Linked DNA regions of Homo sapiens: region 2 is linked to region 1. A link is a loop called in an ENCODE intact Hi-C map of the cell type or tissue named here. Cell type or tissue: PC-9. All regions are shown on one strand. Links, peaks and the distances in the headings refer to the core of each region. The heading gives the core; the rest is flanking DNA. Region 1 overlaps LINC01375 (long intergenic non-protein coding RNA 1375). Region 2 overlaps LINC00865 (long intergenic non-protein coding RNA 865).

Region 1 (15,421 bases), core at 5,319-10,318:
AGAATACATTTTTATTTGTCTGTTGGATAATGATGTTATTTTCTTTTCACACTTAAAAAATGCTTTGATAAAACTGTACTGTTTTCTTCCAAAAAAAATCAATGACAGGTTTTTAAGTCTGCAAAACATCAGTAAATGAAGGAAGCTGCTGCTTTAAAGTTGCAAATCCAAGTTTGAAGCAACCAAAATTTCTACAAGCTCTCACTTCAAAGGGTAGAGAACTGAGCAGGGCAGCTGGATAGAAGAAAGTCTTCTCTTTATTGGCAGAGTCACTCTAGGAGCCAATATGTTTTCTGTATTCCAAGGCCCATGGAAGGAACATATAGAGCTTTGAAGTCAGTTGAACTGAAGTATTTGGGGAAAATTACTCAATAAGGCAGAGGGTGAGAATGCAAAAACTGGACGTGGTGGGAAGAGCTGAAGACCAGTATGACCTTAGGACCTGGGGCACTGCAGCACCTCTGTATGCCTGCAGAGAGAATGCAGTTTGCCGCATTCTGCTGTGACTTTATCTTGATGGTACCTATCAAAACTACATTCTCTTGTTTAGGTATATCTCCTCTACATACAGGGCTCTTCTTTGCTTCCCCTTACAAAAGCTTCTTCTCTCATCGAAATTAGCATTTATTTACGCCTTCATTCAACAAACATCTGAGCGAGTGAAAAAAGTGTCTGTTGAGGACTCTATCCTTTGGTGCTTTGTGAAACAGAAAGGGAAGGTTGGGTTCATAATAGCAAGAAGGGTAATAAGTATAATCTACATGATTGAATTAAAAAATCTTGCTCGCATATTAATTTTGTAAATACGGTAATTGGCTAATATTTGCATACTATGAAATGCTTTTACCAAAATATGACTGGAAAACAAATATGCTCCATTCTTTGTAATGTAGTGAATTAGTCAGGGAAGACTAATTGCTGTAGCAAAACTTCCCCAAACTCAGTGGTTTAACATAATCAAAATTTATTTCTTACTCATAACAGAGTCTCATGTGGATGGGAGACACTACTCCAAGAGGTCACTCAAGAATCTGGGCTCCTTCCATCTCGATGCTTCCCCATATTATATTATATAATTCCTTGTAGTTCACCCTATTTACCTGTCTGATGGTGATGAAGAATATGATGGTTTTAAAATGATCACGTATTATCTGTGACCTTTCTATGTGTGCATACCTCATATGCACTTGCGGAGATCGAACCTTATTTCCTTCCCTTTTAGTGTGGATGTACTTAGCGACTTGCCTCTACTGAATAGAAAAAAAATGGAAGAACAATCTTTGGAGACTAGATCCTAAAAAGCTTCCTGCTTTCTCTCTCTCTCTCTCTCTCTCTCTCTTTCTTTGTCTCAGGTTGCTAACTTTGGAGGAAGCCAGCTGCCATGTCACAAAAAGATTCAGGAAGCCATGTGGAGAGGCCCACATCATGAGGAACTGAGGTCTTTGCCAATTACCAGCAAGGAAATGAGGCCTCCTGCCAACAGCCACGTGAGTATCCTACCTTGGAAATGGACCCTCTAACTTCAATCAGCCTTCAAATAACTGCAGCCCCAGTTGATGGCTTGACTGCAACCTTAGGAGAAACCCTGAGCCAAAAACATTGAGGAAAAACACCCCCAGATTCCTATCAGAAATTGTGTAAGATAATAAATGTTTGTTGTTTTAAGCTGCTAAGTTTTAGGGTGATTTGTTATACAGAAGTAGATAACTAATACAGAGACAGAAGAATTACTTTTGGGAGGGTTTGATCATTCTGGGCCTGCAAGAAGCCTAAACTGCTTCCTACCCCTTTGTACTGATGAGAGCTGAGGCACATGGTCACACCTAAGAAGCTAACTGCAAGAGCACCTGGGAAATACAGTCTAGCCAAGTGCCCAGGAGGAAGGAAACACTTTGATAAATAGCTGGCCAGTCTTGGCCACATTCAGTGAGTTTATATTTGGGAATGTTTGGACCACAAGAATCTGGTGACTATTTATTCCAATTCAGACAAGATTCTTAGAGGAAATAGGTAAAGTCTTTGACATAGTCTCTTTTCGAGAATGATGCCAAAAATGGCTGGAGTTTGTCTATGTCTTTGGTTTGTCTAATTTAGTAGTGCTGTCATAACAACAGCAGCAGCAGCACCGCTACTGACAACTAACATTCATTGAACACCCAGGCATTGTAAGAAGCATTCAATTAATCATCACAACAGCAGAGTGAAGTAGGTACAATTGTCTCAATTTTACAAATGGGGACAATGAGACACAGAGAGGTTAGACAACATGCTCAACGTTTCAGGAACATCTGTGTAAGCCAGAGATCCAGCTCTTTAGCCTAAGTCTGTATTTCTTTAGGGCACTGGATTTCCTAACCTGCAAGAAGATCAGCAGTGTTAGCAGAATGTTGAAAGCAGAGATTTAGCTGTTCCAGAACTTTTTTCAGTGGATGGTGCGGGAGGAACCCTGACCTGCCCTACAGTGTGGAGAAATGTGGGTTGGGGATGCCCTTCACTGTGGGAAGTAGCTTGAAGATGCTTTAGGCACAGGTGTCATCCTACAAGCAGGTAGGAAGACATAAGGCAGAGCAGTAAAACTCCAATTTGGCTAAATAAATTTATGTTTGTTTTTCTTTAGCACAACTCTAGATAGGTGTGCTTCAGTTTCTTCTTCTGTGTACTAGGAATAAAAATACCTTCCAAATGGGCTTGTTATATGACAAGCTTGAATGACATGATATATGCAAAAACATCTGGAATATTTCTGGGTCTACAATCAAAAATTTTTTTTGGGGGGGGTATACCAATGCCTTTATATTCTACTGAATAGAGGCCATATCTTATTTATCATTATATCCTAAGTGCCTAGTACAGTATCTTGCACAAAGTGATTGCACAATACATTTTTGTTGAAGGTACACATGAATAAATGGTACAATCATTTCTTTTTCATTCTTTTTGGGAATGAGGAGCTCAGTCTGAGATGTGCAGTCTAATCATCATCTGCTCCATTTGGGGGCTGCTTAAGAGTTCCAAAAGTGCTTCCACATGCAATATCCTATGCCAGTGCCCCATCAGGACATTACCTTTGCCTGTTCCTGGAGCAGTGGGAGGCAACCCTTATTAAAGTACTTTGTCCAATTCAAGATTGAATAAAGTCTAACAAACTTAGTGAGTGCTCAGAGGAGAGCAATAAAAATGGATTAAATAGACCTTCTAAAGAAAGGTTAAGAGAATTGAGATTACTTCAGCTAGAGCTGCTGATGGGGGGAATAATAAATTTTCAAGAAACAAAAGAATATCTTGCAAAACTTGGTGGTTAGCAGTGGGCTGTTTCCCTGGAGGGCAGAAGAGAAAGAATTTTGATGACTTTCCTGTTTGGCATTAACAAGCAGCCTCTCTTGCCCTCTCTACCCATGGAATTGTAGCAGTCACTTGCTCTCTGAAAATTCTTTATTGCATTAGGACATCCTCTCCAGAGTGTTGTGCCTCTGAGTACTGTGAGGTCACTAGGGCAAAGCAGAAAAAAGACATATCAACTAAAAGGTTAGAATGTATTCATCTCTTGACTTGGCAGTTTGAAAGGAGAGGACCGTAAGCCCAATTAACCAGAGGCTCCAAAGACATTTATAGACATTACATCTCCCTTCTTTGACTTCCTAAGACTTCTAAGGTAGAATTCTTATAAATCTGCTACATTCCATAATATGTGTGTGCACAGCATACTCACTTTACTCTTGCTCAATTACCCCATAAATTTTATGGATAGGGGAAGGTTTCCTGGGAGAATGAGAGCTTGGAAATGGGTATTAGCAGTGCCACTAAATGTATGGTGTTCCTTGCTGAGCCCTGAAGTTAACTTACATTAACTTTATATAGCTTATAACCTAACAGATGTTTTTTGAGTGCTTTCTATGTGCCAGGCATTGTGTTAAGCACTAGGTATACAATGGTGAAATGTATGTATGTGGCCCTTGCCAATATAAGGCCCTAACACAGGACCTAAAGGCCAGTGAGGGATACAGACAGATCAAGAGGCAACCAAAATATAGTAAGATATGTGCTATATAAGATAATAAGAGAAACCAACCCAACCCAGAGTTAGCGGGTCAGGGAGAGCTTTTTGGATAATATGATGCCTAAGTGATCCATGAAAGATGAATAAACATTAACAATTATCATTAATTCCTTCTTTGGCCACACTATTAGTTCAGATATCTCTTATTTTGGAAATAGATGTCATTACCTAGCTCACTCAGTCACATTCCCTTTCCTCCCCAATTATTATTTTTCATCTTATTTTTAAATTATTAACAGCATAATCTAGCCATCATTTGCATCATTTAGGGGGGAAGAAAGTCTCCAGGTGTAGTTAGCTCAGGTGAGAGTAATACATACAGGTAGCACATATGTCACTGCAGTTCTGTTCATGAGGATCATCTAGAAAAGGATCTCTATTCACTTGAACTAGACAGAGCAGAAGCCCCACTAACATACATTTATACAGGAAGCCAGGGCACTTTCCTGGTATTGGTGTACCATTACAGTTTTTATTAATTATTTTTTGTTTATTAATAATCAATGAGGCCACCATGTAATGATAAAACTTATTAGAATTAAATATCAGCTGCTCGGTGTTAAATAATTAATTACAATCAGCCTCGTAGCAAAATACAAAGGAGTAACTGCCCAATTCAAGTGTTTCTCTCCTTTCTTGGGACAGTGCCCACACCGAGGGGATGGCCTTCGGTGGCTGTGTATCTACACTGGCTACAGCTGACTGATCCAGGGTTAGATTCCTGGCCCATTTTGGGCCAACTGGATGACATCTTAGGAATTTTTGAATTGGGTCAAGAAAAAATGTGAATTATTCTCTCTTGGTGGTGGCCATTGCAAGATATATTCTTGGGCACTGATAATGGCTATGTGCCTTCCTCTGGTCTGCAGTAGGAGGATGTGAAGAGAGAGACCTAGCCAAAACCAGAGAGAGGGAGAGAGGAGAGGAAAGGAGAGAGAGAGAGAGAGAGAGAGAAATAGAGTGGGAGTATGCATTTTAATGGCATCTATTTCTCTGGCTTTCACAGTTCCCAAGGCCCAGTTATTTCTGCGCCTGTGCTGCAGTTTGCTGATGTGAGAAAGATCAGTGCTCTTTTAATAAATTCCTTTGGTTCTGCCTAAGCTACATCAAGGTGGGATTTTGTCTCCTGCAACCAAGAGTCCTAATGAAGATAGGCCTTTAGTATAGTCAGAAACCTGCTTATTCACTACTTGGTGGTAGAGGGTTATGGCACAGAGCATAAAACTCACTGGTATCCTCCTTTGTGAGCTTGCACATCAGGACATCTTTTGAGGTACAGATAATTTTAGGAGGATGAATATTTGGCTCAGATCCCAAGGTTCTATTCTACACCTGCATTTGCAACCTCCATACCAGGTTGCAGGCTTCTAGCCCATCAGCTCTCATTGCTGTTTCCAGAGGGTCCTCTAGGTGGGAGGTCTTGTGCAGTAGCTGCCCCCACCAGGTTCTGGAGTAGGACAAAGCCAGGTTGGGATTTTAAATTTACTTCTGTGGGTAGCTGTGTAGCTTAGGAAATTACTCACTCCTTTGAGCCTTGGTTTTCTCTTCTATAAAATGGAAGCCTATACCAGAAGCAGTGGCTCATGGTGGTAATCACAGCACTTTGGGAGGCCGAGGCAGGTGGATCGCTTGAGCGCAGGAGTTCAAGACAGCCTGGGTAACATGGCGAAACCCCTGTCTTCACAAAAAATAATAATAAAAAATTAGCCAGGCACAATGGTGTGTGCCTGTAGTCCCAGCTACTCAGGAGGCTGAGATGTGAGAATCACCTCAGCCTGGGGAGGTTGAGGCTGCAGTGAGCCATGATAATCATGTCACTGCTCTCGAGCCTGGGCAACAGAGCAAGACTCTGTCTGGGAAAAAAAAAAAAGTAATCATTGAGTGTTGTTAGGATTAAAGGAGGCATTATGTATAAATTATTAGGAAGAACAGTTGGCACATAATAAGTGCTCAATAAATATTAGCAATCATTTTAATACAAACCAAGTCTACAAATAGGAAAGGAATGTGTTTTCCCACTCAATTGTTATAAGGCAATGGATGAGGTCAATTTTTAAGATGCAGAGAATTACTCTAATCCTGCTATAAAATAATGCAGGGACAGTGCTTTAATGCCTCAGAAGAGATCTAAACAAGATAAGGGCAAATTATGATTGAATTTCTGCTTGTGACATAATCTGACAGTTTTCGTTCTTCCTCACTCCCCAGTTGGAAAAAACTGCAACAAAAAACTGTCGAAACCATGCAGTGGACTTTCTATATTATGCCTCACTTCATCCTGAAATCCCATAGACCCTCTCCAGGGGGTTTAATTACCTGAACTATCCAAAGAAACTAATTACGACAACCCAAGGTTGCCCTGAAGTTGCATTTATGCTCAACAAAAAAGGTCATAAAATCTTCTCTGCTTATAGCTCCTGTTTATTTTTTCAGTTTGAGATAAATAAAGCTGATTGTAAGAAGAGTTTAAGGTCAGCCAAATTTGTTTCTGGCACTTTTTATTTTCTTTCTCTTCTCTGAGGTCCCTCTCTGCCCTTACTGCAAATTTCTCTCTTTTTGCCACCCCCCCCCCCTACCAAATTAATAAAATATTTGAGGCAATATAATTGTTGACAGTGCTTTACAGTCAGACATATGTAAATTTCAATTTCAGCTCCAAATTGGTGGCAATAACATGCACCTCTTTTATGAGTGCATATGTGCTCAATAAATGAGAATTATTGACAATTATTATTGAAACTAATTTATATTAAAACATCAAAGTAATGGTTCTTGAAATATGGTCTGGAATAACTTTCATCAGAACAACCTGGAGCTGTTATGAAAAATGTCAATTCCTAGGTCTCATTCTGAAGCTACTGACCTCTGGGAGTGAGACTCAGGAATTGGCATTTCTTAACAAGCTCCTAGTTAGTTCTTATGCACATTAAATTTTGTGAGTCACTGAGATTATACTTGAAGATGACAGAAGTCAAGTCAATGTGTTACCTTTCTCAGTCATATTTATATTTTGGCCTGACTTATAACAGTGGGGTAAAAGAATTTGGGACTATGTCACAGCGATCAATAAGCAGTAGTAGAAAGGCTTTTCTGAACTCCAGGGATGCTTAGTCTCTGGAAATCACACTGAATCCACATCTCAAGCTGACTCCAAGGGTCATTATGCTTTTGCTGTTTGAGCCCTTAGCTTCTTAGTAGCTGTACTAAATTGTGGATAGTACTGACACACCTTGGGCATTTGCAGTGTGGGGGGCTTTTTCAGTTACAGTGACTGAGTGGGTCCAGAGATGCAAATGTCCTGCCTTGCATAAGGTAGTTCTGCACAGTGAAGAAGTGTCCTGCCTTGGAAACCATAATATTTCTGCTGAGGGCCAAGGCAAAAGGAGCAGTTTCCTATCACTGCTCGTCTGTGAAGTTGGAGGCACATTTCCCAGAGCACCTAGTAGTAGAAGACCAGTGACAGATCCCCAGGTTTTTGTCTGCTGTGCTATGTGAGACCTATCCTGCTCCTGCACAGGAATGTCTCCAGCCCTTCCTTGCCTGGATACCTTCCACCTGCAGATAACGCCTTCCTTCTGTATTATAGTACAAGAGGCTGCAGCTGGAATTGTCTTCAAAGCAGAGGCAGAGTGACCATAAAGCTAATGAAGCTTGAGCTTCTGAGCTCTTCTCTTGCCTAGACCCTTGTGAGTGCTGGGAGCTGTAGAGTGGGAGAGGGAAAGTCAGGCTCCCCCAGGAAGCTTCAATGTAAGCGTTTCTGACTGATTGTCCAGAGGGTCTCATGGGAAAGGCACCTGGATCTCCAAAGTGCCAGTAACTTGTCGTGACTTATTTTGTCATCTTAAACAAACATTTGTTTAGTTTTGCATTTGTTTTTAAAAAGCCCCTACTCTCCAAATTATATAAACTGCAGACTCCATAAAACCTGGATCTTCCCATGCTTCTGATTGGGTTTTTTTTGCTTTCTGAACATATTTGTGTGGGGCTTAATAGATTTTCATATGAATATAAAATGATGAGCCTATAGTGGTGTCTTGGGGCCAGAGGTGAACTGAATTTGTGTTCCATATTTCTTTGGCCAAAGGTAGTTTATGGTAGCAAATTCCCTACATTTCCAAACTGCTGACTCGAGGTGTTCTCAGGTTATACCTGTGCAGAGATGACCGAAGCATGTAGGGCTAGTCAATATAGCAGTGGCTGGAAGAACAGGTAGGGTTGAGCCAGCCGATGTGACACACAAGGGCTAGCTGATAAATGCATTCCTACATAACCATCGCAGCACAGTTAATCAGATAATTCTCCACAGTATCATTCCACTGAAGGGTTAGTCCTATTGAAGAAGATTCCAGTTTATAAGAGTCATTGAAAGAATCAATAATACCTGGTGGATGACGCATTCATCTGTAATCTAGACTTGGCTGCTACTGAGTAGCTTGTAAGTCTTTGGCAGATAATTCTATCTATGGACAAAAAGGGGGAATGAATTAATTTGCTCCTCTCGAGGGAAAACTATGTGTTGAATATACTGACCCAATTACCTTTGAATTTTATTAAATATGAGAAGCTATTTGGCATAGAATTTAATATCCACTCTGCTTTTTTCAGATCTCCATTGAAATAACTAATTTTCTGAGAAGCTCTGTTCAACTCTTTGTTGAGGTTATCTTCACCTCTTTTCAAAAGACTTCCATTCTCCTTCTACCTATGTGTACCACAAACAAACTTACCTTGATCAACCCTGTCTGCGCTTCAGCATATTTTTATGCTAAATCTAGGCCAGATCAGTGTTTCTTAGACTTTAATGTGCACCAGAGTCACCTGAAGGGCTTGTTAACACAGATTTCTGGTCCCACTCTCCAGGGTTTTGGATTCAGCAGGTCTAGGATGGGGCTGAGAATTTGCAAGTCTAACAAGCTCTCAGGTGATGCTACTGCTGCTGGTCTACGACTGCACTTGAGAACCACTGGGCTGGACAAATAGACCCAAACTCTGGCTGATTATCAAAATCATCTGGGGTAATTATGACCAGAAAGGATGCCTGAGGCCCATACCTGAATGCATGAGAATCTCTGGGAGTCTGGGTCAGGATGGAAGTGAGGTGGATAGGGCACCCTGAGAGCAAATGTTTTCTTAAATTTTGCATCCTGAGCACCTCACTCTAGTCCTGGCCCTGCCACCAATTTGCACTTAATGCATCAGACTAGCTGCAGCATAGAAATCTCTCTAAAGCTTGCTGGAGTAAATAACAAGAGTGTGAAGTAGCCTCTTAACCATTTATAGATTGGGCTACTTTTTTTAACAAGGGATGCTAGTGCAGCGATATTTTTAGAGCTAAAAATTCACAGGTCGTGAGCTTACTAACTGGTTTCAGCTAAATTCCTTCCTTGGTATGGAACCTTTAAGTTACTCAACCTGTTGAAGGTTAACTGCTAATGAACCACTGACCTATATACTAGGAAAATATAAAATGCAATGGAGCGCATATTGGGATTAGAGCTGGGAGATGTTGATGGTGGTTGCTTCTCTTTCCTTGTCAATCATATGTATGCTTGCAAATAATATTTAGTGATTAGCATGTCACAGTAGCAAAAGTACTTTTCTCTCTAAGAATAATTTATTTTGAAATAATTTCAAACTCACAGAAAACTTGCCAGAAGTTTTACAAAGAACTCCTATATCCCCATCATCAGACTCCCCAACTGATAACATTTTATTGCATTTTCTCTATTGCACTGGATTCTTTTCTCACCCATGTCCCTCACCCAGCTCACTCTCTCTCCCACCTCCCCCACCTTGCTCGCTCTCTCTCCTCTTCTCTCTCTCTCTCTCTGTCTCTCCCCCACCTTCTTTTCTTCTCTGGTCTAGGATCCCATCAGGGCACATAAAGGACATTTGATTTTCAGGCCTCCTCCAGTCTGAAAAAGTTCCTTGGGGTTTCTTTTTTCCGTGTTCTTGATGGGTTTAAAGTATGAAGCCCTTTCATTTCAAAGGGTGCTCTCAGCTGTCTGATGTTTTCTTGCCACCATTCTTAGGTCATGTTTTCTTGCAGGAACATGACAGAAATAATGCCCTTCTCAGGGTATCACCTCAGGGGGCACTCTCTTGATGCATCCCACCACTAATGACATGAACCTTCATCACCTGGTTATGTTGGCATCTGTCAAGTTTCTCCACCAGTTTTTCTTTTGTGCTTAGTTATAATTTTGTGGGAGGTATTCCAAGATTATGCCAATATCCTTTTGCTTCTATGATGACTGCCAAATGATGACTCTCCATTTTCAGCACTTTTTCTACATTTTTTAGTTGCCATTTTATTGTAAAGCAAGGTTTAATATCATGTAATCATAGATTTCTATTTTATTTAATGAGTTGTCATTTGACACTTTCATTCTTCATTTGATGCTCAATTTTTCTACAGTTTAAATGGTGGTAGCCCCTTCATGACATTTTCCCATCATTCATTGACTATTTTCTTATTTTCTGGCACAAGGAAAAGATGCCCCAGGCTCATCTTGTTCTTTCTGTGACTCAGCCCAGGAATGAGCCATTTCCTCAGGGAGACACTTAGAATCCCCAAACTCCCACCAAATAGCATTTATAATTGAGAATTACATGTTAAGAATTCAGTTAGCTTTCTAAATTTAAGCATATGCATATCAACAAATGTTAAAAACTCAAAACACAATGTATACGTTGAAGGAATAGATAAAAATGGGAAGATAGACCAGTGAAAAGTTTTTATGGTCATGGTCTTTGTTTATTTCTTCTTGAGTTATACCATCAGCTGAAAAATGTACATACCTCCCAACATTTTATTTGCAGTCTAAGTCTCTTCAGTGTTAACTTGCATCTAGTTAGTCGGTTTCCTTTCTCTGTGGCTGGTTTGGTGGCTTAGATGGACCAAAAGAGTTTTGGCTGTTGACCTTGCAATATATCCCCATGAAGATTTACTGAATGGGACAGGGTGTAGAGTTCAATCCAGTTTGCAGTTTGAGCATAAGAAAGATTCTGGAAAAGACCTGCTTATTGTATGTAGTTTGTACAAACCAAAGATGGTGTCCTGGGAAAGAAATCTGCTGATAACATAATTCTAGTGGTGTTCTTAGAAGGTCAAATTGTTTCCTGCTGAGTTTCCTTGCCAAAATAATTGACTTGCAACCTGGAAACAGCAGCAAGAAGGGTGAAGGGAGAATGAAGGCATTATTGCTTCCTGTGAATTTTTGCTTTCCTGAAAAGATTCAGGTTTTCCAAAGTTCTCTGCTATTTTAAAATTCTAATAAGAAGCAGACCTGGCATCTTGTAATGGTTGAGTTCGTATGGTAATTGCATTACAATAAATAGCTGAAGTGCTAGGCCCATAAAAGTGACCCAAGACCCTCTGTTCTCTTGCAATAGGGGACTCTTTAATAGCCACAGATTTTAAAGGGTCAGTGTCCCTTTGGACCATTTCTTCCAAGCAGAAATAAGCAAAAGTCTACCTTAAGGGCACTGTGTTAGGTGTGAGTAATTTTATGTCTTTGCTAAGTTAAATGGTATTATTAGCCAGAGAAAGTTATGCTGACACAATTTAGGCAGAAATGATATAGGAGATTGTTGGAAAAATCAAACCTTTTGTTTTTCCAAACAAGAAATTAAGCTATTTTGGTGTTATTGGGAGGAAAATAAACTGAAAATTGTAGTATTAAAGAACACATTTGTCTTTAGGATGTGGAATAAGAATACCAGAATCTCCAGGTTTATAAATTAGATATATGAATATGTATTTCATATTCCTTTTCTCCTAATTTCCATTATTCATGGAATTATAAGCATAGAGGAGAAAAAAATAAACTATTTCTAGGACCGACTTCACTGCATTCAGATCTTCATGTTTAGGCTATGGTGCTCAATGGAATGAGGGATGGGAAAGATGTATGAAACCTAGATGTGCCTGTGAGTAGCTCATGATTATGCAGGGGATCGGGGGATTGTATAAGTGTTGCTATGAGTGCAACACAAAGCTCAGTGTGAAATAAACCCTAGGAGTGGCAAAACTAAATGTGATCTAGGTTAAGGAAGAAAGATGTATTTAGATGAAACTATTTGGAGTGTGTGTGTGTGTGTGAGAGAGAGAGAGATAGAAACAGAGAGAGAGAGAGGTACACAGAGAGAAAGAATAATGCAGATGTTTCTAAATGGAAAGGGCACAGTTATACTCGGCACATCAAAACAAGAGGACTAGCAGGTTGCCCATATGGGTATTCACACTATGACATTTACCTTGGTAAATTCACTAGTGTCCTAGAGACTGGCTTACAGTATTTCAGTTTCAAAAACTGAGGTCTCAGTGTACCAGAGTTGATTTGGCTCAGTGATGTTGACTCAGTGTAGCAAAGCTTACATGGGTTTAATGTACAATTTATTAATCCACAATGGGAATTACAATCCTCACTGAGCAGAACATTTATGTTAGCATGCGCACAGTATTCTTGTAGGCCTACATGAGCAGTTTACCTGCAGTTGTGAAATCAGAATCTGGAGGATTGGCTGTTTGATTTCAAAATGAAATGGCATCAAGCTTAACGGACTGTTGTGTCCATTTCCTACGTGAGGGTACCCTTGGTCATAGGACCCATCAGATACATCTTTGAGCCATGATAAAACGTTTTCCCCTGGACATTGCTCAGACTAGCACTGCTCACGGTGGGCTCTGATGCTCTTCCTTGTCTTTTTCCACAGGTGACTAAAGATCCTGTTTGGTTTGACCCATTCTATCCCCTCTACTCTGCAGAGATTAAAAGCAGAAGATGGTGGATTAAACAACAGAATTGGCTAAACTAAAAAATGGTTTAAAATGATGCATACACACTTACATTTTTAAAAATTAATAGTTTTCGATGTAAATTCATCCACTAATCTTTTGATATAGAACCACCATATCACATTTTCATTGATTCTTAGTTTGGATTTCATAAATTATACCCATTATGTAATCTTTACGACTTCCAGGGATGTGTGCGTTACAATCATTTAAGGTGACTTATAAAGCAATCTGAGGGCAGAGTTTTCCCAGATTTTTGTGATTTCCCCCTCGCTTCAGGCTTTTCTTATTTGCACTTAATTTGATAGCAGTTTACTTTCATCCCAATCAACTTTTTTAGTTTTTCCAAAACTTTAAATTCAATAGAAACAACTATTTTTAACACTCATATTTCATCGGTTTACTGAGTAATTAAATCACTTAATTTAAATATTTTGAAAAAAACATAATTGACTTCTAGAAACTTAAACTCAACATATGTATGTTAGAGGGTAGTTACCCAGAAATGAACATGTATCAGACACATCATAGCAGCATTAGGGAGGTTTGGTGAATTCAGGAAGTTTGTAGTGTGTATTGATCACTTCAGTTACAAGTAAGTCTTGCTGGCCCAGAAGTCCTTTCTCCTTTGGCTTTGCATTTCTCTTTCTTGGTCCCTTATATGCTAATGAAGAATCAGAGGGCAGCATATGCCTCAAGAGATTAGTTTTTTCCCTTTTCTTTCTAGTGGGAGGGGTGCCAGGAAAATCATTTTGGAATCACTAATGGCAGCCACACTCCACCCCACACACAAGAAGGGAAGAGGTGACTAACCCTGACTGATGGGAAGCTTCCAACAGGAGTCAATGTAGCACATATAGCTCTATTATCCAGGGAAATGGAGTAGCCTGATCTTTTGAGTTGAAAAGAAAAGCGACTCGCTTCCTTGGATTAATTTTTGGGAGGATCAAAAGGCAAAGGTTCCAGGTTTATGAGATGTGATGCTAGAACTAATCCTGACACAATGTTCCTTGGGTGCGCTGGTTCTCTGAATGGGGATGGGAATGTAAAGAGGAAAAGATGAGCTGTTAAGAATTTGGGATCCTGAGCATGGGGTTCTCTGGACTGAGGTCAGCCCTAAGGGGCTGGATTTTCATGCCTGTGAATCTGTGCGGTTTGTGCAGGGCTCTGGGTCAGCCACACACCTATTGACAAATGTCTGAAACTCGGATTTAAAGAGAGGAAAGCATGGTCTTTCAATGTTATGTTAGAGCATTGCTTAGGAGGGCCACCCAAGGTTACTTCATTATCTAGGGGAGTAGACTTTGTTTTAATTTGCTAATCTTCTACCAGTTAAGGCCCAGATTCTGTGAAATTTTACTTTCATTGGTATATGTTTTGTTTGGTACAGATTCAAATGGGTTTGTCTTGTAGAAAAGGTAACCCTAGAGGTTATGTGATGATACCCTGTAGGACAGCCATCCCCGACCTTTTTGGCACCAGAGACTGGTTTTGTGGAAGACAATTTTTCCGTGGATAAGGGAAGGAGGAATGTTTTTGGGATGAAACAGTGCCACCTCAGATCATCAGGTATGAGTTAGATTCTCCTAAGGAGCATGCGGTCTAGATCTCTTGCATGTGCAGTTCATAATAGGGTTCATGCTCCTATGAGAATCTAATGCTGCCGCTGATCTGACAGGAGGTGGAGCTCAGGTGGTAATGCTGGCTCATTCACTGTTCACCTCCTGCTGTGCAGCCTGGTGGCCAATAGGCCATGGATCAGTATCCATCTGTGGCCAAGGTCGGGGGGCAGTGTTGGGTACCCCAGCTCTAGGACATTACCAGTTTTGTATCCAACCTAGGGCCTTATTCTAACATTCAAAATGTCAAATCCCAAGCATCCCACATTTCTCAGATGACCTTGTAACCAGCTTACTCATTAATGAATTGAATGAGGCTTTGACACTGTTGATTTTTTATTTGCATGATAGCCTCTGTCAGGATGATTTCAGATCTGTTTCTATCAGTGATCCCATGGGAGAGAGAAGCAAAAGCATCATGGACTCCTTGGAGTCCCCATTTCACCTTGGTGGGATAGGCAGTTTAGCTAGACTTGTTTCAATTCAAGAAGAGGAGGGTATCCCTAAGTTTTTCTTCTCTGAGTAAAGGAGGTGGGGTCAGGTGGTTAGTGGTGATGATAGTGAGGGTGGAGCTCCAGAGATTAATTGGATAAATAAAAGTGATGTGATTATAATTCCATTTTAAGTTTGTGGAGCAGTTTGTATCAGGCATTTATAGCAGTGCATTCATTTTTGAATGACTGAGGTAAAACCAATTCTCATCTCTTTGTATTTCTGACAGTGGCATTTGAAACCCTATCCTGAAACTGCAAAGATGAGGCAGTGGGACATAGCATTTTGAGTATTTTAGTGCTCAAATAGAAATATACTTACTGGGAGTTACAGTTCATAAGTGTTGTTCAGTTTGGATCATTTTGATGGAGCTATATGGTATGATTTTTTTTCAGAATTAGACGAGAAAATAAATGTGGCCGCCTCTACTTTTGTATTGTTTATCTTGCTCAG
Region 2 (15,421 bases), core at 5,826-10,825, 74 kb before region 1:
AGCTGACAGTGGGGGTTTTAGGTGATGGGGTAACCTTACAGTTCGGATCTCTTAGAACCCAGAAGCAGGTAGGCGATCGCTGCTTCATCACACTTCACAGGGAGTCCTGGATCTTTCCTGTCCGTAACCCATGGACGCCATGATTCAGTATGGCGGAGGTCCGGGGCTTAAGTTCCTGTTCATGCTTCCTAATCATTCATGGATCCATCACAATGTGCTCTGAAGGGCCTCTCTTGCTGGGATTGAGAAGGATACATTTTTTGAGCAGGTTTTTATACTCAATGGACATGTAGAAGGGAATATATTCTACTCAGTTCCCCTCCTGCAGCTCCTTGAAATTCTGTCCATCAAAAGCAGGGATCTGCTGACCAGAGGTGACTGCCACAGAAGGTATCCAGTTTGTAAAAGCTGAATTTGTTGCTGAAGCCAGAATTTGCAATCTTGATGTTTGTGTTAACATCCAAGAGCGTGTTTTCTGCCTTTAAATCTCTGTGGACAATACGTTTCTGGTGACAGCTTGCACAGCAGACACTTTTGGTAGAATTTGCTTCAGTCCTTTTTTTTTCTTTCCTGCTGCCATGAGCAGGTATTCACAAACTTCTCCTCCTGGCTAGTGTGCTTCATGACAAAGCAAAGAGATTCCTCAATATCGATCACAGCAAATGTTTCACTATGTTGGGGTGATCCGAGCCTTCATGGTTCCTACTTTGTGGATGGTGTCTGGAGGAGATCTGCTGAGTCTCATCAATGAACTTCACAGCTGCTGCTTTCCCAGTTAAGAGGTCCCAGGCCAACCTTACCTTAGCCAGGTTGCCCTTGACGATGGTCTCAAGGATCCTAGCTGCCAGTAAGGGTCCCTTCTCAGCAGAGATGGCTGAGAGGCCCTGTGGCATGTGAGACTTACTGCTGGGCTTGGAGTCAAGGTGTCCCAGGTCAGCTTAATTTCGGGAAAAACTGGTAAGACGCTTGGTTCAAATCACTTGAAAAGAAAATCACTTGCATAGTTCACCTGAAGAATGGATCTCTATAATGGAATTAAAGCACAATGCTGGACAAAAAGTAAGAAAAAGCAACAAACTGAAAGGAAAAATTGAGTAAAAAGAATAAAGAACTAGAACTGGCAACCTCAGCCAAGCCAGGGAATTACATACATCTTGGAATTCCAAAGCAATGCTTCCTTATGAGGGCATAGGAAGAAATAAATCTAATAACAAGGCTGGGATTAATTCACGTGGTTTTCTCACATTTTGGTCTCAAGAACTTTTTACTCTAAAACTAATTATTGAGGACCCCAAAGAGCTTTTTATGTGGGTTATAGTTATCAGTATTTACTTTATTGGAAATTAAAACCTGTAGGATGTTTCAGTGGTCTTTTCTAGTTTGAAGGGTTTAATAATTTTTGGCTTTTAAAGAGCCCATAATCAATTAAAATATTTTATTTTCCTTTAAATTGTAAATGATTGGTGTCATAATGATGCTACAACTTAACTGGCATTACAATACTATACAAATACGTTCTATTGTATAAGTCACAATAAGGTACATTATTAACTCTATAACATTTAGGGGAAGATAGCTGTTATCATATTATTTAAAGTTTTGCCTAGTTTCTTTGTAGTAGACTTATCTTTTCCAGGAGCCAGAGAACCCGCTATATCAGTTTCAGTATCTTTAAATGTAGAGATTGCAGCTGTGTGTTGAGAAAGCACGTTTCACTTAGCATGGGATGGGGACTTCGAGGTACTGGATATGTCACTGGCACCTCAGGGGAGGAAACCAAGATGCCCCTATATGATTTTAAACATGGTTTATTAAAGCGTGATACAGAAAAGTGCACAAATTGTCCACCTACAGCTTGGTGACTGTTCACAAATTGAACTCATCTAACTAGCCTCCAGAATAAGAAACAGGCCTTTACACACCCCCACCAGCCTCCCAATCCCCTTTTCAGTCACCTTCTCTGCAGTGATAACCACTATTCTATATTCTGACAGCATAGTTTCACTTGTTTTTTAACTTCACATAAATGGGATCAGACAGTATTGAATCCTTTGTGTCTGCTTCCTTCACTCAATATTTTCCTGAGATTTTTCTATATTGTTTATTCTAAATGCCCATTGTACGACTGTAACACAATTTGTTTATCCATTTTACTGTTCTTGGGCATTTGGGTAGTTCTCACTGTGGATGCTAAGAAGAGTGTTGCTATAAACATTCAGGTCTTTTGGTAAGCATATACCTGGCTTTCTGTTGGCTATTTATACCTAGAAATAGAGTTGCTGGCTTATAAGGTATGCATATTTTTAGTTTTAGTAGACATTGCAGTTTGTACCAATTCACCCACCCACCAATGTGAATATCTAATATTGCCTGCCTGTCTGTACGTGTGTACTGGTATAGCATTGTGGTTTTAATTTGCATTTTCCAGTGCCTAATGAAATAAAGCACCTTTTAATATGCTTATTGGACATATTTTTTTTCTGTGTTGTGCCTATTCAGTATTTTGCCCATTTTTCTGTTGGGTTGCTGGTATTGTTCTTATTGGTTTATGGGTATTCTTTAAATATTTTAAGTATTCTTTATTTGATATGTCCCTGTATTTCCTCTCTCCTCCCTCATCCCTGTTAACTCTCTGATGTCACTTCCTGCTATTTTACCCATGGATCGTCCCTTTCTAGCTACTAGAGTTCTTATTCCTTGAACATGCCAGCCATATTCCTACTCCAGGGCTCTGCACTAGCTCCAACTTATGCCTGGAATGTTCTTTTCCACGGTCCACATACACAAAATTAGAAATATAAATACATAGGATATTAGTATAAAGGCCCTTCTTTGGGTATCTATCATCCGACACCAATAATTATCAACATTTTGCAATCTTATCCATAAATACTTCAGTATTCACCTTTAATAGATAAATATCTTTTTTAAACACAGACACCATGCCATCATCATATCTAACAATAGTACTGTATAAGACCAGTCCATATTCAAATTTCCCAGTTATCTCAAAGACGTCTTGTTACAGTTAACATGTTTGAGTAAAGGTGTAAACAAGTTGTACATGTTGCTTTTTTTTCTATAGCAATATCACCATTCAAAATACTGTATATTTTACTTATTAAATTTGCCTTAAAATTTTTTTATATTATTTTTGTTTTAGGTTCAGGGGGTACCTGCGCGTGTTTATTACATGGATATGTTGTATAATGGTGGGGTTTGGACTTCTAATGCACCCACCACTCAAATAGAGAATTTTTCAACCTTCACCCCTCTCTCACTCTCCCTGCTTTTGTAGTCTGTGTCTATTATTTCCATCTTTTATGTCCGTATGTGCCCATTGTTTAGCTCCAACTAATAAGTGAGAACATGTGATATTTGGCTTTCTGTTTCTGAGTTACTTCTCTTAGGATAATGGCCTCCAGTTCCACCCATGTTGCTGCAAAAGGCATGACTTTATTCTTTTTTAAAGCTGCATTATATTCCATGGTGGATATGTACCACATTTTCTTCAATCTGTTGATGGACACTTAGGTTGATTCCATGACTTTTCTATTGTGAAAAATGCTGTGATAAACATATACTTGCAGTTATTTTCTTATATATGTATTTTTTTTTTGAGACAGAGTTTCGCTCTTGTTGCCCAGGCTGGAGTGCAATGGCTCGATCTCAGCTCACCGCAAACTTCGCCTCCTAGGTTCAAGCGATTCTCCTGCCTTAGCCTCCCCAGTAGCTGGGATTACAGGCATGCACCACCACACCGGCTAATTTTGTATTTTTTAGTAGAGATGGGGTTTCTCCATGTTGGTCAGGCTGGTCTCGAACTCCCGACCTCAGGTGATCCACCCGCCTTAGCCTCCCAAAGTGCTGGGATTACAGGTGTGAGCCCCTGCACCTGGTGGCAGTTATCTTTTTTATGTAATGATTTCTTTTGGGTGGATACTCAGTAGTGGAATTACTGGGTCAAATGGTAGTTATATGTTTAGTTCTTTGAGAAATCGTCATACTGTTTTCCATAGAGGTTTTACTAATTTGCGTTCTCAACCAGAGTGTGTAAGTGTTCTCTTTTCTCCACATCCACACCAACATCTACTATTTTTTGACTTTTCAATAATAGCCATTTTGACTCGTGTAAGATGATGTCTCATTGTGGTTTTAATTTGCATTTCTCTGATGATTAGTGATGTTGAACATTTCTTCATATATTTGTTGGTTGCATGTATGTCTTCGAGAAATGTCTGTTCTTGTCCTTTGGCCACTTTTTGATAGGGTCATTTTTTTTTCTTGTAGAGGGGTCTGAGTTTCTTGTAGAGGCTGGATACTAGTCCTTTGTTGGAGCCATAATTTGCAAATTTTTCTCCTATTCTGTGGGTTATCTGTTTAATCTTTTTTTTTTCTATGCAGAAGCTTTTTAGTTTAGTTAAGCCCCATTTATCTGTTTTTGTTTTTGTTGCATTTGCTTTTGAGGCCTTAGTCATACATTCTTTGCCTAGGCCAGTGTCCAAAAGAGTATTTATTTTCTAGGTTTTCTTCTAGGATTTTTATAGTTCCAAGTCTTACATTTAAGTCTTTAGTTCATTTTGAGTAATTTTGTAGAAAATGAGAGATAGGAGTCCAATTTCATTATTTTGCATATGGCTAGCCAGTTTTCCCAGCACCTTTTATGGAATAGGGTGCCCTTTTCCCATTGCTTATTTTTGTTTACTTTGTCAAAGGTCAGCTGGTTGTGGGTATGTGGCTTTATTTCTGGTTCTCTATTTTGTTTCATTGATCTATGTGTCTATTTTTATACTAGTACCATGCTGTTTTGGTTACTACAGCCTTGTAGTATGATTTGAAGTCAGGTAATGTGATACCTCCAGCTTTTTTCTTTTGCTTAGGATTGCTTTGCTAATCTGGCTCTTTCCTGGTTCTGTATGAGTGTTAGAATTGTTTTTTCTTTTTCTGTGAAAAATGACGTTGGTAATTTGATAGGAACTGTACTGAACCACAGATTGCTTTGGGCAATAAATTATTGCCATATTAAAGATATTGATTCTTCACAATTCATGAGCATGGAATATTTTTCTTTTCTTTTTCTTTTTTTTTGAAACAGGGTCTCACTTTGTTAACCAGGCTGGAGTGCAGTGGCACAATCATAGCTCACTGAAGCCTCAACCTCCCAGACTCAAGCAATCCTCCTGCCTCAGCCTCCTAGGTAGCTGGGATTACAAGTGTTAGCCACCATGGCTGGCTAATTTTTAATTTTTTTGTAGAAACAAGGTCTCTCTATGTTGCCCACGTTGGTCTCAACCTCCTGGGCTCAATGGATCCTCCTGTCTTGGCCTCCCAAGGTGTTGGGATTACTGGCACGAGCCACTGTGCCCAGATGGGATGTTTTTCTGTTTGTGTCGTCTATGGTTTCTTTTATTGGTGTTTTGTATTTCTCCTTGTAGGAATCTTTAACCTCTCTGGTTAAATATATTCCTAGGTATTTAATTTTAGTTTTATTATATGTAGCTATCGTAAATGGAATTGAATTCTTGATTTGGTTTTCAGCTTGAGTGTTATTGGGGTATATAAATGCTACTGATTTTTGTACATTGGTTTTGTATTCTGAAACTTTACTGAACTTTACTGAAGTCATTTATTATGTCTAGGAGTATTTTTAAGGAATCTTTAGGGTTTTCTAGGTATAGGATCATGTCATCAGTGAAAAGAGATAATCTGACTTTTATTTTTTTTTCAGTTTGGATGCCTTTTATTTCTTTCTCTTGCCTGATTGTTCTGGCTAGGTCTTCCAGTACTATGTTGAATAGGAGAGGTGAGAGTAGACAGGCTTGTTCAGTTTCAGGTCATAGGGGAAATGCTTTTGGCTTTTCTCCTTTCAGTATGATGTTGGCCATGGGTTTGTAATGTGTGGCTTTTATTATTTGGAGGTATGTTCCTTCAATGTCTAGTTATATCATGAAGGGATGTTGGATTTTTATCAGATGCTTTTTCTGCATTTATTGAGATATGTTTTTTGTTCTTAATTTTCTTTATATGGTGAAACACATTTATTGATTTACATATGATTTACATATGTTGAACCATCCTTGCATCCCTGGAATAAAAACCACTGATCACTGTAATGAGATGAACAGGGTACCTCAGTTAGGAATGCAGAAATCATCCACCTTCTGCGTTGGTCTCACTGGGAGGTGCAGACTTGGGCTGTTCCTATTTGGCCATCTTGCCAGATCTCTCCCCCAATTCCCTGATTCTGTCAACAAAGACCCTGTGCTCAGATGGGAAGTGCCTTGTTTAAGGTTACACAAACATAACTTGAGCTTTAAGTAAGTGTGAGCCTTAGGAGAGGAGAGAGGAGAGAGGAAAGAGGAGAGAGGCCGGGTTTGGCAGGGGTGGTGGAGTGACTGTGGGAGAAGGCAAACACAATTTATGAAACAGAGTGTGTGTCATAGATTCAGGGAAGGAAGCAGGCCATTTATCTGAGGTGGATGGTTTGTGTAATGGAGTTAGCTGTGAGATGAGATGGGTAAGAGGTTGGGGCCAGATTATGGAAAGCCTATGTATGAAATGAGGAGCCATTGAAAATGTTTGAAAGGAATGCTAGGAGATCACAAGAAATAATAACTGAGAATTACAGCTGATCCTGAGGTTGCTCAGAGGTTTGCTCAGAGGTTGCTCAGAGGCTTTCATTCTACTTTAACCATAACTTAACAATAAAAAATACATTTTACACTGAATCAGCACATGCACACACACACACGCACACACACACAGAAACTTAAGCTTGACAAGACAAGGATTAACCTATGTGTGCTATACTCTATTTTCCACTTCATTCCACTAAACTCTAAGCCTCCCTTTTTTGGAGACTGAATTTATCCGGGGGAGGGGACTGGTGGACGGCATCCTAAGTGAAAGGCGTAGCGTGACAAACTCCGGGAGCTTTGAGGGCAAAGTGTGATCTGGGTAGGTTTCCAGATTTAGTAAATAAAAATAGAGAACACTCAGTTCAATTTGAATTTCAGATAAACAATATTCCATAGCTTGGGAAGAGCAAGACATTCTGTGTGGCTGGAACACAGGTGGGTGTGAGAAAATGGCAGAGGCGAGTCTGGCGTGTATTGGGATCATGTTGTGAATGCTTATGAGAGAATAACCATCTTTTCTGTAGCCTCTTGCTCATATTGAAGGATAATTTGAGAATAATTATTGAATGCTTGAAAAGAAATTTAAAAAATACACACAGAAAATATGTAACCCTTGAGTCCTTAGCTCATTAACAATAAAGGTGGAATCCTCGTGTGTGGGTGGAATGATTATTAATTATTAACCATTGCATCTGAGTAATTCTTTCTTTTATCCTGATGATTTTGTTTCTAAGATGCCTTTGTCCAGGTGTTTAGTTGAGAAGGGGGAATGAGCACATTTTGCCACATATACTTCTTATTATATTCCAGCCTGAAGCAAGAATTTAAGTTATTAACAGTAATGGAATTAATAACGTGTGTGTGATCAACTAAGCAAGTCTTTGCTCTGTTTAAGTAGTTTTCCAGATGTCATCAATGCAGGTTGTCTGTATTTCATCCTCTCTTCCCTGTTTGTGGACCCTGATCTTCACTATATCATAGACATGGCTCCTGGCAAGCCAGGGAAGCCACCTGACCCAAGCTGAACCAGACAGAATTCAGTCTCATTTGTGGTTTTACTGGTAACTCAGGAGCTCATGGTAGCCATGGGTTTTTTTTTTTTTTTGCCATATGCAAAATCAAAGAAAGCCAGTCAACACTATGGAATTCACTGAAGAAGCAATTCAGTGAAGGTGGGGGAGAGTATATGCACTTGTATTAGAGGAAAAGCATGCTAGAATTAGAGAATGAAAAGTGAAGACAAGCAAAGAAGGGAGAGAGAGAGAGTGACAAGAGGGGGGTGAAAAGGAGGCAAAAGGAAGGAGGGAGGAGGAAGGGGAAAAGGAGAAGGGAGAAGGAGGGAGGAAGGCTGAGAGCCAAGCCCTACTAGTTGTGCAATCCCTGGGTTCATTACTCTCCTAAAGTGACTTGGTTGCATTCTATCTGGTTTGTGAGATGACCTTTCACCTTCTGATGAATTGCCTTTATGCTTAGGATCACTACAGTGGGCTCTGTTACTTAAAACAAGAGTACTAATTAATAAATCAGATCACTGAAGTCATATTGACCCACTGTGATTGCTATGGTTTGGTGGTGATTATGAGAAGGGTATTTACTCAGCAGGTAGAACTTGGCCATAGAACTCCTTCATGGCAAATAGGAAGAAGCATGGCTTTTGTTAAACTGAGCACATACATTGCTGAGCATAACACAAACTACCCTGGTGCATAGTTTCCCTTTTCCATCTAGAGCTTGTTCTGGATTTGTTCTGGGAAAAGCCTATGGGTTTAATTTGGAGCTGGTTTATTTCAGTCAGTTGGGGAGTTGTTTTGTGGTACTTTTAACACTACTCAAACAAATGTTTCCCAAGGTGAATTCTCTGTTCAATGAAACTAGCAGTTACACAGTGGAAAAAAGAAAGAAGGTGGTTCTGTGGTCAGGCCATGTTTGGGTTAACTGCTTTGTAGTACCTCTCAAAGCCTTTACTATGCTAGTTTGCATTGTAAATTTCTAAGAGGCAAAGAGTTGATGTAGCATTTCCTGAGTTCACTTGACCACAAAGCGGGATATGTCACTGGACTAGTGTCTCCCAGGACACACTGGGGATAAGATAGATAGCTGAGCACATATGAGTGGATGGCCACCACTCCAGTGTGCAGGACTGACAGTGAGAAGGACCTGTCCAGTAGCTGCCTCTTACACATTGACCTTGATTTTAAGGTGACAAGAAAATGATCTGACTGCCAGTGATTCTCCAATACTCTTGACATTTCTAAAGAACAGGTTATTAAAAAAACATCTAACACTAAAAGGGAAGCTTGGCTCAGTTTATATTCAGATCAAAGAGACTATGGACAAGGGATCTGTGGAGAAAATTCAGGCAGTCTGTGAACTTGAATGGGAATAAAAATTGCATCTTTATTTTCATTAACTTCAGGCTGAAATTTAGCATTTCCTTCAGTTATTAATGTAGCAACAGACCCCATAGTTTGAGCAGCACCCATTATTTGTCAGTAATAGAAATCTCAAATGTATTCACATTACATCACAGTTCCTGCAAGTTTCTCTAAATATTTATGCTTCTTGTTACTTTGAAATTATAGTTAGGCCTACCACTAGGTCTTGTTACTCTTCTTCTTATTTTTTTGGATGTGGAGATGAGGTCTTGCTATGTTGTCCAGTCTGGTCTTGAACTCCTGGCCTCAAGCAATTCTTCTGCCTCAGCCTCCTTAGTAGTTGAGTTTATAAGCAAAAGCCACCATACCTGGCCAAACAAAATGTTTTTGATGATGGCCACACATTAAACACGGCGCCTGGCCCATGATAGTGCTTAATGAATATTAACTGATGTTGTTAATCAGTTAATCACGACCATCATCATCGAACTAAGCTCCCATATTTGTTGAGTGTCTTAATTTAGACCCAACATCAGGATATGAGGCAAAGTAGGCATTTTAAAAATAAATACTAGTGAAACTAGATAGAATTATCTTCCTTGTCACTTCTTTTGGGTATTAATTATATATCAGAAAATTTCAGGGCTGGGTGTGGTAGCTCATGCCTTTAATCCCAGCACTTTGGGAGGTTGAGGCATGAGGATCACTTGAGCCCAGGAGTTTGAGACCAGCCTGGGCAACACAGTGAGACTCTATCTCTTCAAAAAAAAAAAAAAAATTAGAGAAGCATGGTGGCACATGCCTATAGTCCCAGCTGCTTAGGAAGTTAAGGTGGGAGGATCTTTTGAGCCTGGAAAGTCAAGGGTACAGCAAGCCATGATCATGCCACTGCACTCCAGCCTGGGGGACACAGTGTGGCCCTGTCTTAAAAAAAAAAAAAAGAAAGTAAAGAAAATCTCAGGGCTTTATAAAAACCATTAATTTGTTTATTAATTTATGCATTCACTTGTCAAATATTTACCTGCTAGATACTCTATCTTGGTCTATTTCTTCAGGTGACTTATGCGGGGTTTGAGTGGAGGTGCAGGGGCCAGTAAATGGGAAGAAGTCTTTATAATCTGTTTGTTTAATCTTCATCTCTCCCAGTCCTCTCTGTTTACTCCATAAAATTAAAAGAAATGCTGCCATCTGTTTCTAGCACTGTGCTCTGTGCCTCAGGATGCTTAGAGAAGCTTAAAAACAGTTCAGGTGGCAAGGCGCAGTGGCTCACACCTGTAATCCCAGCACTTTGGGAGGCCAAGGCAGGTGGATCACGAGGTCAGGAAATCAAGACCATCCTGGCCAACATGGTGAAACCCTGTTTCTATTAAGAAACACACAAATTAGCTGGGCTTGGTGGTGCGTGCCTGTAGTCCCAGCTACTCGGGAGGCTGAGGCAGGAAAATCGCTTGAACCCAGGAGGCGAAGGTTGCAGTGAGCCGAGATTGCACCACTGCCTTCCAGCCTGGTGACAGAGCGAGACTCCATCTCAAAAAAACAAAAATAAAAACAAAAACAAAACAAAAACCCAGCACAGGCACTGTTTACAGTGTGCTTTTCACTTACCTCAAGAGACAGAGGTATCCTCTCTTTCAGGTTATTTGGGGGATCTAAGTGCCTTTGGTATAATCTTCCTTGTGCTGGTTGAAAGAGAAAGTGGAGGATCAGGTTAGGTGAGAATATATTCTCCAGGGTTTAGTAGAAAATACATTCTGTAGGGTGTAGGTCCTGAAAGATATGCTCCATTCCTAACCTCTACGCCACATGCCTGTGAATGTGACCTTATTTGGAAATAGTCTTTGCAGATATAATTAAGGTAAGGATCTTGAGATGAGATCATCCTGGATTTAGGGTGAGTCCTAAATCCAATGACATTGTCATTATGACAGAAAAGAAGACAAAGGGACCTAGGGAAGGAGGTCATCTGAAGGTGGAGGCAGAAAGTAGAGTAGTGCAGCCACAAGCCAAGGAACCCCAGGAGCCATCAGAAGCTGGAAGAAGCAAGGAAGGACTCTTCCCTGGAACCTCTGGAGGGAGAGTAGTCCTGATGAAACTTTAATTTTGGACATCTGGACTCTAGAATTTGAAAAGAATAAATTTCTACTATGTTTGTGGTAATAATTAGGAAACTAGTACATTTTCCTCAGTCAGCAACGAAGAGACAATACCAGTGCTCAGCCAATCTGATGCTTTGCAAGACAAACATTCAGTCAGAAGCAGCATCATCACGTTTTCTACTGATCCAGAGTCCAGCCCAAATCCTTTTGAGCTTCTTTTACCTACTTCTTCTAGCTTTCTTACCCCTTTTTTTCTACTTTTATGGTAGAGTCAAAGGCACCAAAATGCATTCAGAGGGTTGTGTCAATGAGTCGATCTTATTGGAGTGACAATTTCTATCTGATTTGATGCTGTATAAACAAATTTCCTTCCTACTGTGACAGCTTAGGAAGCTGGAATCTGGGGGGAGATCCATGCGATGTCAAGTCAAGAGTTGGAGATGGAAATAATTCATATAAGAGAAAAGTCAGTGTATGTGTGTGTGCACCTGTGTGTGTGTGCACCTGTGTGTATGTGTGTGTGTCTAGGAAAGAGGCAGGGTGGTGGCTTAAGAACCTAAGCTGTGCTAAGCTGTCTCTGACTCCACTAGGTTATGGGGGTATTCAAGGACAGTGTTGGTATCTGGCATTTAATCTGATTTTGTGAATCCTACAGAATTTTTAATGTTAGAAAAGAGAATTTTGTTCCCAGAAAAACATGTAGTTGAGAATTCATACAAACTTTTCTGTTTTCTGGGAACATGTGCAGTGTTTAACCTACACTAAAGAAACTAGTGTGTTTCACTGGGTCCCTGAAACGTACAGGGATAGTGTTTGGAGTGATAGCCTTTTGACACAAACTTTCGTGCCTTTGTCTCTGCTCAGGGTGGTAGTGGGTGGTCACAGATGGTGGCTGACTTTCTTTAGAACTAGGGAGGGAGACCCCTTCTTTCTCTGGGCATTATTCTACTTTCACTCCGGAGAATCTCACCCCTCCTTGTTCAGATCATTTTCCCTTACTGGCAGGAGAAAGGGGACTTTGATATGCAGCAGTTCAAGAAAGGAGGGCTTTCCATGGAGGGCATATTTCTGGGTTGCTCTGCTGCATGGAGTGGTGCCTTCCTGGGAGCCATTTATAGAAATGACTGGAAACCTCTTAGGAAGGAATTTAAGATAAGAAAGGAGAGAATGGGGGAACACAAATTTGGTCCAAGGAAAATGGCTCAGTGTGAAACGGGAGGGGTGGCTTTTGCACTGCCTTCCTACTGTTCCTAGAAACTTGTGCCAGAATCTTGAGTAGTGGAGATGGAAAGAAAAATACGTTGAAGCTCTTCTGTCACCGTAGTTTCCATATGTAGGAACTCAGCTACATTCAGAGGGTCAATGCAAAGCCCACATCCCTGGGGAGCAGAGAAGGCTGGCCAAGGCCCAGAGCAGCAGACAGCATGGAGCAGGGCGGGAGCCTGCTCCACAGAAGCAGGTGGAGCAGGGAGGAGAAATCCTACTGCACTCCAGGGGCCTCCCAGGGATATTTGGGAGGTGGGGTGGGCCAGGGCAGGGCTAGATTCTGCTATTGTGGGTGGGAAGCAGATCCAGGGAATCAGGGTTTTGTTTGTCTTACCTGTTTCTGTTATGGTGACCTTGATTTTGTATCTAGGCTGGAGAGACCTGGGAAACACTGGTTACATAGGATTATAAAGCCTGTCACATCACAGGGAGGGGAACATCACACACCAGCGCCTGTTGCCGGGTGTGGGGCTAGGGGAGGGATAGCATTAGGAGAAATATCTAATGTAGATGACAGGTTGATAGGTGCAGCAAACCACCATGGCACGTGTACACCTGTGTAACAAACCTGCACGTTCTGCACGTGTATCCCAGAACTTAAAGTATAATTACAAAAAAAAAAAAAAAAAAGAAAACACCTATCACATTTACTGAAAGCCTGTCATTGCTGGTACCCATTGAAAAACAACAAGCTCACTTTAAAAAGTCAGTAAGTCAATGAAAAGAACTTATGAGACTTGTGATTTAGTGAAATTGATTAATAAAAACAATTTACATAGATGTGAATAATAAACTTGAATCATGAAATAAATATTCAGAGTTAGGTCCCATTAAGGGCATCATTTTCTTTCTTCTATTCCCATGATAAACTTGCTGTCTTATGGCCAAAAGCTGCACCTGTAGCGACAAGATGGTTTGGTCCCACCCACCTGTGCTGCCTGGAACAGCTCAGTGATGAGGATGGGTAATGCTGGTAGACCAGAGTAGACTCAGTTCAGCCTCCTTCCTAATTCTTCGAGCCAAGGTAGTGCTCCAGAGAGCTTCCAGGAAATGTGAGTCTCTGTGGCCTTCTTTACTCTCGATCTCTCTCACCCATCTCAGATCTATTAGTCAGGAGGTTTCCAATATCTAGGGACATTTCAACATCTCCACTCAGGCCTCTACTGACCCTACGGCTGCTAACTTCCTGGAGCAGCTGAGAATACTGAAGATCAAGGACTCTCTCCTGGTGGCCTTTAATTGTGAGGAAATATCCTGCCTTTTTAATCCAGTCCTGCAGATACTGAGTTCCTCTGTGCTAGGCAGAGGAACCGAGGACTCCAACACGTATACCCTTAGGGGTATTGGGAAGATAAAATTTACACTGAAATCAAAAAGGACAGAAGAAAAAAACAGGAAGAACAGTGTCATGTGATGGCTAAGAGCTTGGGCTCTGGAGTCAAAGAAATTATATTCAAATCTTAGTTCCCAAAGAAACTTCGGAAAAGGTATCTTAACTTCATTATGCCTCTAATTTCTTATGTATGAAATGGCAGTCATAACAATATGACTGGTGTCATGGCACCTGGTTGACCCCATGCTTATGTAAAGGCACTGCCAGCCCAGTGGGTCCTAGGCACTTGTAGGGACCTAGTGAAGCCCAAGGAAGGAGCTTCAGAAAAGCACAGTTTCCCTGTGGTGAGGCACTGGGGCCTGGCCCTTCACCTGCCTGTGTCTGCTCCTAGGTTGATGTGAGGATGAAAGAGCTAAGTCATGAAAAGCATCCAGACAATAAGCACAGCAAGCACAGAAAAAACTCTCAGAAATGGTGCTGTTATTATTACCAATAGCAATAAGGCCCAGACTCCTGAGGATGGACAGTAGTTCCTGTGGGGATTTACTAGCAGCAGGAGATTTAGGGGAGCAAGAGGCTACTGGAGTGGATGTACCATTGGGCAGACAAACTGTGAGATGGCCTTGAAGATGCCATCAGGACATCACCAAGTGACTGGCCCTGGAACCGTGGGAGGCAACCTTCATTAAAGGAGTATGGGTTGAGTCCTGCAGCCAGACGAGAGTGGAAGATTTTTCAGTGTGCTGGTTTAAGGGCACGTGAAGTCTGGAGAAAGCCAGGCCCAAAGCCCAGAAAGGTCAGGGGGTGTTTGGGGAATGGTAAGTAAATTCCCTCCAATCCCAAGTTGGAGCAGAGAGACAAATGCGACAGAAGGGTTGATGCAAACTGTAAGATTGAAGACAGCAGTCTTAGGAGACTTTGGTGAGGGAAAAGAAAGCTAAGAGAAGAGAAGAGAAGGGCACTCCCTAGAGGCCAACAGGGAGCACAGGAAGGAAGCTCCCTGGACAATGGGGAGACGACAGAGGTCTTCCCAAAGCAGGACTCACCAGGTGAACTATTTGATATGGGTTGGCTCTGTGTCCCCACCCAAATCTCATCTCGAATTGTAATCCCCATGTATAGAGGGAGGGACCGGGCGGGAGATGATTGGATCATGGGGGTGGTTTCCCCCATGCTGTTCTCCTGACAGGGAGTTCTCATAAGAAATGGTTTTAAAAAGTCAGTTTCCCTTGAGCTCTTTCTCCTGCTGCCTTGTGAGGAAGGTGCCTGCTTTCCCTTCACCTTCTGCCATGATTGCAAGTGTCCTGTATCCTCCCGGCCATGTGGAACTGTGAGTCAATTAAATCTATTTTCTTTATAAATCACCCAGTCTCAGGTATTCTTTAGAACAGTGTGACATCGGACTAAAACACTATTTCTCCCAGCCCGAATGCTGGAGTGGGTGTATATGCAACTGATATCCCCAGTAACTGCGGGCTCCCTTTGGCTGCTAAGTGAATGGCAGGGAGGCTTGAGGCTGCGCTGTTCACTTTAGGAAACAGCGAGGTGTCTGAGCTAGGGAATCCTAAAAAGGATTACTGTCACAAATTGAATTGAAATTTAAGAAACACACAAACTGAAACAAGACCTTTTAATTTGTAGCCCCAAACAGGCAAACTGCTCTGTTGAAACAATTAAGCAGCTGTGATGAGGAGGGGCAGCAATACACAGCAG

The links. Hi-C counts contacts between places; a loop is a spot of excess contacts. Peaks named below come from ENCODE experiments on the same cell type or tissue, not always from the same donor. Only the 100,000 strongest peaks of a DNase experiment are listed, where the experiment ranks them.
Region 2: a loop joins it to region 1, with 12 times the contacts of the local background. A loop is called at or near these places in 1 of 110 quality-filtered maps.

The regions. Positions count from the first base shown.
Region 1 is chr10:89,913,284-89,928,704 of GRCh38, forward strand. LINC01375 (long intergenic non-protein coding RNA 1375) reads right to left here. Exons shown (of 4, transcript NR_110655.1): 4 at 2,206-3,488. It overlaps LINC01374 (long intergenic non-protein coding RNA 1374), which reads left to right. Exons shown (of 2, transcript NR_149080.1): 2 at 1,353-1,673. Among named protein-coding and RNA genes, the nearest start is that of LINC01375, 36 kb to the right of the region's middle. RefSeq lists an enhancer at 7,678-8,877. In PC-9, for the core only: no CTCF peak of the experiment used is centred there; a DNase peak (open chromatin) is centred at 8,348; H3K27ac peaks cover 1,787 bases.
Region 2 is chr10:89,838,403-89,853,823 of GRCh38, forward strand. LINC00865 (long intergenic non-protein coding RNA 865) reads left to right here. Exons shown (of 4, transcript NR_038382.1): 4 at 1-2,459. It also overlaps the pseudogene MARK2P16. Among named protein-coding and RNA genes, the nearest start is that of LINC01374, 7.8 kb to the right of the region's middle. In PC-9, for the core only: no CTCF peak of the experiment used is centred there; DNase peaks (open chromatin) are centred at 7,749 and 10,769.